2 separate regions of the Homo sapiens genome follow, and region 1 is linked to region 2. A link is a contact called in ENCODE Hi-C or POLR2A ChIA-PET data. All regions are on one chromosome and are shown on one strand. Each heading gives the region's core, a stretch centred on a gene start or an enhancer-like site at or near the end of the contact. The rest is flanking DNA. Distances are from core to core; before and after follow the strand shown.

Region 1 (2,700 bases), core at 201-2,700, 180 kb before region 2:
CTTCTGCCTCAACCTCCCTAGTAGCTGGGATTATAGGCATGCACCAGCACGCCTGGCTAATTTTTGTATTTTTAGTAGAGATGGGGTTTCACTATGTCGGTCAGGCTGGTCTTGGACTCCTGACCTCACGTGATCTACCCATCTCAGCTTCCCAAAGTGCTGAGATTACAGGCATGAGCCACCGTGCCCAGCCAAGCTTGATTTTTAGCTTTGCCATATACTGATTGTGTGATCTTAGGGAAGTTATTTAACCCCTGCAGCCATGTTTATTTATCCGTAAAATGCACATGATAACAATAGTGCCCATCTGTGGTGCGCCTACTACAGTGTCTACAGAAGAGGCTATTATATTGTTGGAGTTGTGTCTATGGGGTAAAAGTGATAGGATGTGGTGATTGATTGGATCTTGAGTGTAAGGGAGTAGAAGGGGGCAAGGGTGATTCACAGGTCCTGACTTGGGTGATTGAGTGCCACCAACTGACATACAAATTTGGAGGAAAGACAATGAGTTCATGTATAAACATGCTGAGATGAAAGAGCTGCTCTGAGGGACATCTCGGTGAACCTTCCACAGAGAGTTGCATAGAGATGTCCAGAGCTGAGTTTAAAGTGAAAGGCCCATTTTGATTGAACTTTTAAAGCAAACACATTTTAAAAATCACAATATAGAAATTTAGTTGTATTTTTAATTCAGGCTCGTGTTGAATATGTCTCTCGGGGGTTCCCAATGATAGTCCAATGGTTAATTTTATTGGGCTGATATCCATGCCAATTATTAGTGACTGGAATGTGGTAGGCGCTGAACAAATATTTGCTGAATAACTCTGTTGAATATTTCCTATTTTCAAAGTTTTGGAAACTTCTGGATTCCCTGGACTCTGGCTGGGAATTCAAGACAATATCTTATTGACAATATCTTAGGTGGGCTTAAGATGCAAACTCTGTGAAATGGCTGCATGACTGGAGACCACTTTAAATTCATGCTGTCTGATGGGAGGATGGGAGGAGTTGGTGCTACTTGCTACTTGATTCAGTGACTTTGCACCAGGCTGCTGGTTCCTCTTGTCCATTCTTCAGAAAGTTTCCCCGAAATCCAGCTGCAATCCTCCTTCTGCAGTCATTCCATTTTTATATCACACGAGTAGTTGGAACCATGCAGGAAAGCTCTAAACCGTCTCTGAAAATTGGTTTCTTGAGTTTCTTTTGTGACTTTGCAACAGGGCCTGGAAGTGTCACAGGGAGAATAAGCTTGAGCTTCTCTGCTTCATGGCAGGAAGCCATTTCAGCTCATTGTTACCAGCTCAATCCGGCCTGGGCACCAAAGTATTGTGTTCCTAATCATGCAGAAGCCTGTGCATTCAATTAAAATGTTGTGTGGCTTTCTGAAAACCACCAGTTAGGATGACTGCATTCCCTTAACTCAATTGGGCCTGATGGCACATGTCCTAATACTTGCTGTTGTCTCTTATTAGCAGTTATTCCTCATCACCCAGCATCCAAGAAAACAGTTCTTACTCTGGCCATTATTTCTTCTGTGGACCCTTAATTCTCACTGTGTGTTTTCACAGCGTCCTGTGCACAGAGCATGTTGGGTTTGAATGTCATGGTTATTGAGCAAATTTGAAAATAAGTGGGTTTGTAGGAGTCAGAGCGAGAGGAGTAGCTGGTCTGGTGACAGGAGTGGGAAGTTAACGGACTGCAGGAGGGATGAGTCACAGCTGCTCTGAGCTTCAGAAACAGCTCAGCCTGGCCAGCTGCGGGAACTTGCTTCGCCATTTCAGCAAGCGAATCTGTCCATCCTCCTTCTAGTGGGGTGGTACAGGAATGAGTTGGGAAGTCCTGAATAGGAAATTCCACATTTAGAAAATGTACCTTAACATCTCAGTTCCACTCAGGGACAATCTTTGAGGACTAGTCATTAGGCTGAGCTCACAGGGGGGACCTGGGGGAGGAGCTGCCAGGATGGTGTAGGCATATGCATACACAGAATCTCACCCTTTTTTGGGAGAGTTGCACAGAAGGATCTGCTGATATTGCATATTCAAAACTAGGACATTCCTGATGCTTCGTCATTTTCTCAATTCAAACAAGCAAAAGTTCACATGTACACGCTTGCACCACCCCCTTAAATGTGTTAGGAGGAAAGAGTTCATAATAAAAAGAAGCTAAAAAAAGAGGCATAAGCAATGTGGTTGGGTTTCATCCGTACCACCCTAAGATGAGTGATGTCACTGGAAAGAAGCTCAGAGATGTCAGAGATGTAAAGAAGAGAAGAGAAGAGAAGAGAAGTAGTGTCAGACTGGAGCAACCATTCAGTATGTCAAGGACATCTTTAGGCAGAAATTGTCCAGAGAGACTCCTGGATGTCACAGCTGCCTGAAGGACTCTCTGGTCTGTGATCTAGGTGAGGCTGTCTGGTTAGGTTCAAAGGAGGAGAGTGCATGGAGGAATGTTCTCTTCCCCTTCTCCATGGCTCTTCATCCTTCATCTTCTTAGTGTACCTTACAAGGATCTTAAATGATCACTCCCTTCCTGTTCGAAGGGCTTTATTGTAAAAGTCCCTTCAGCTCTTGGGCAAATGAAGTGCGATGAGGATTCCCTACAGATGCCTCCGAGTTACAGCTCTGAGTTAAGACATTTACTGTTGGGGTCCTGGTGTCCAACTCTGGGAAACTGCAGGCTTCAGTCCCACCTTGTCTC
Region 2 (2,700 bases), core at 79-2,578:
ACTCTCACTAAATTGGCTTAGCAGGATCCCTGCTAAAACTGGACTAGGCAGGCTGAAGCCTGGGTCCAGGGATGAGTCCTGTTAAAAAGAGGGCTGAGAGGGGCCTTCTAAAGTTTGGTCACTGAGACTGTCTTTGTCAAGGGCCCTTCCTATGTAGTATTTATGACGGTATTTTGTCTGGCATTAATAGAGTTAATATTGTGTGCCTTTCACAGCAAATCAAAAAATATCAGAGCATTTAAGAGTATCAAGATATCATGTTGACCTTGGAACTGATAGCTTGAAGCAAAAAAATAAAAAAATTGCTGCTTAATTCCTCTGATAAGCTCTTGAAATAACTGAACTCTAACCCTGGTAACCGTCACCTACTTCACAAGGTTGATGGAAGGCACAGGTAAGAAGAGAAAGCCATAACTGTTTGAAGATGGGCAGATTCTGACCAAGACTCCAGACTGTAAGGCCAGGAAAGAGAGAGGGCTTTCCTAAGTCTTGAGCCCAGGTGTATGCCTGGATCCCCAGTCTGGGCTCTGGCAAGAGACAATCAAAGATCCCAGCAAAAATATTACACTGTTCCAATTCATGGTTAAAAATGTTGGCATAGGTAGTGGTATTTATCTCTGGGTTTTTAATTGACAACCAGGAGCAGCGAGTTAATATTGAAGAGCCCTATTCAGGAATGAATATACACACTCCAGGGGTGGTCTGTTGGAATTTGAAAGACTATTAAGAGGCTCCTCCTTTGGGAGGCCGAGGCAGGCAGATCAGGAGGTCAGGAGATCGAGACCATCCTGGCTAACATGGTGAAAACCCATCTCTACTAAAAATACAAAGAATTAGCTTGGTGTGGTGGCACACGCCTGTATTCCCAGCTACTCGGGAGACTGAGGCAGGAGAATCGCTTGAACCTGGGAGGTGGAGGTTGCAGTGAGCCGAGATCATATCACTGCACTCCAGCCTGGGCGACAGAGCTGGACTCGGTCTCAAAAAAAAAAAAAAAAAAAGAAGAAGCAGCTCCTGCTCTAGAGAGTCAGCTATAAGAACTTCCTCTATCCTCAATGAACACCAACAGCTTTGCTATCTGGCATAATGGATTTTAGGAGTCATTTTCATTGGTGAAGTAAGAGTTGTTCAAAATATTATGGGCTGACTGGAAGCACTGTATCAGATTGCATCTCCTTGCATAAACAGGGTATTATGACCTAGAAAGCCTAGTGGATAATGTATGCCCTTCCAAATGCTGTCTCTGGTTTGGGATTTGAATCAGGACTTGTATCCACAGCTCATAGAAAGGTTCCTGCACCTGACCCTGACTAGACATGAAGCTAAATCATGCTGTTCGAGTACTGTCACATCTGCCTTAAGTGAATCTGTTATGTAAGGCACCTGTCAGTGTGCCAGCAGAACAAAGCACCAGTACTTGGTTGAGTTTACAGAACTGGTTGTACCACGTTTTTGAGCCTGCTGGCTTCTAAATGTTTATTTTATGGCCGAATTCCGTCTGAGACTTGCTTTCATTGTAACATACCACCTGGTATGAAGCTGAGGAGACCTATAGCCCTCACCTACATCTATTATGGGCCCACATACATGTGTTTGTGTTTCTTAGCTTAGGGAGGTTTCAGAAGCCCCGAGGCTGGAGTAAAGCATGGTTACGGACTCTTGTTGTAGCAGAAATGTTGCTTACTGTCTTTCTATGACCCTTTGTATTTCTGTGTATTGGTTCTTCACCACTAATAATAAACCGCCTCAGTTCTTTTCTTAGAAGGACGTTGAACACTAACTATACGGCATTGAGCTAGGGATGAATTAAAGGGGAGCTCCCTGGAACTCCAGGAACTGTTTTCAAAATGTGCCTGTTTGTGTTTATATGGTAACGTTTGGCTGAATCCATTTCACCTTCTGAGTAACACTTAAGGCAAAGCTGAAATTCTTGCTGTCAACAAAACCCCCAAGACTACAATTTCTACCCAGCCTCTTTCAAAAAGCATGGAAAACCTCCTCCATTCCAGCTTATTTTTGCATTGAGGCTGGTATTTCATTTGTTTGTTCTTTCGCTTTCTTTAAGCACCACTGCCCAGCAGTGTGGCGTGAGTACTGCTTGCTTTCTGCTCCCAGTCTCACTTTTTTTTTTTTTTTTTTTTGAGACAGAGTTTTGCTTTGTCACCCAGGCTAGAGTGCAGTGGTGTGATCTTGGCTCACTGCAGCCTCCACCTCCTGGGTTCAAGTGATTCTCCTGCCTCAGCCTCCTGAGTAGCAGGGATTACAGGTGTGCACCACCACACCCAGCTAATTTTTGCATTTTTTGTAGAGATGAGGTTTCACCATGTTGGTCAAGCTGGCCTCAAACTCCTGACTTCAGGTGATCTGCCTGCCTCAGCCTCCCAAAGTGTTGGGATTATGGGCGTGAGCCACCTCGCCTGGCCCCAGTCTCTCATCTTTGTACCACACATATAACTTTGGTTTTGTAAGTAAGAAAATGCTTACTCCTTGCTGTTGACTACACTGTGAGATTCCTTTTGAGAACCCCACAAATAAAGTCAATACAACCATCAGGAATCCTTAGACTCATTAAAATTCCAGACCCTGTAAAAACAATATTTCCTGTTGAATCTCAACATGAACAAAGAGTGATCAACTGAGAGTCAAACGTGACTGTGGGATGAGTGAGTTTGGACATTAACCACATGATGTGTAGAGGAG

The links. A loop is a pair of places that touch in the nucleus more often than their neighbours do. ChIA-PET counts read pairs that join two places held with the same protein, here RNA polymerase II (POLR2A). Pooled maps may share reads with other maps.
Region 1: a loop to region 2 is called in a map with no recorded cell type, with 6 times the contacts of the local background. The contact joins two enhancer-like sites. A Hi-C loop is called at or near these places in 9 of 37 single-sample maps with no recorded cell type and 6 of 50 pooled maps. POLR2A ChIA-PET finds 5 or more read pairs at or near these places in 5 of 52 experiments (GM12878, activated B cell, activated CD8-positive, alpha-beta memory T cell and 2 more).

What each region holds. Positions count from the first base shown.
Region 1 is chr4:184,513,506-184,516,205 of GRCh38, reverse strand. The region is part of intron 1 of LINC02427 (long intergenic non-protein coding RNA 2427); the gene reads left to right. Among named protein-coding and RNA genes, the nearest start is that of LINC02427, 23 kb to the left of the region's middle. RefSeq lists enhancers at 1,529-1,688, 1,699-1,768, 1,819-1,908. Within about 2 kb of position 1,450, at least 19 of the 41 ENCODE cell types and tissues checked have a DNase peak (open chromatin) inside an H3K27ac peak, as active enhancers do; they include GM12878, where a contact is called at or near this core.
Region 2 is chr4:184,330,264-184,332,963 of GRCh38, reverse strand. No RefSeq gene overlaps it. Among named protein-coding and RNA genes, the nearest start is that of MYL12BP2, 17 kb to the right of the region's middle. Within about 2 kb of position 1,328, at least 20 of the 41 ENCODE cell types and tissues checked have a DNase peak (open chromatin) inside an H3K27ac peak, as active enhancers do; they include GM12878, where a contact is called at or near this core.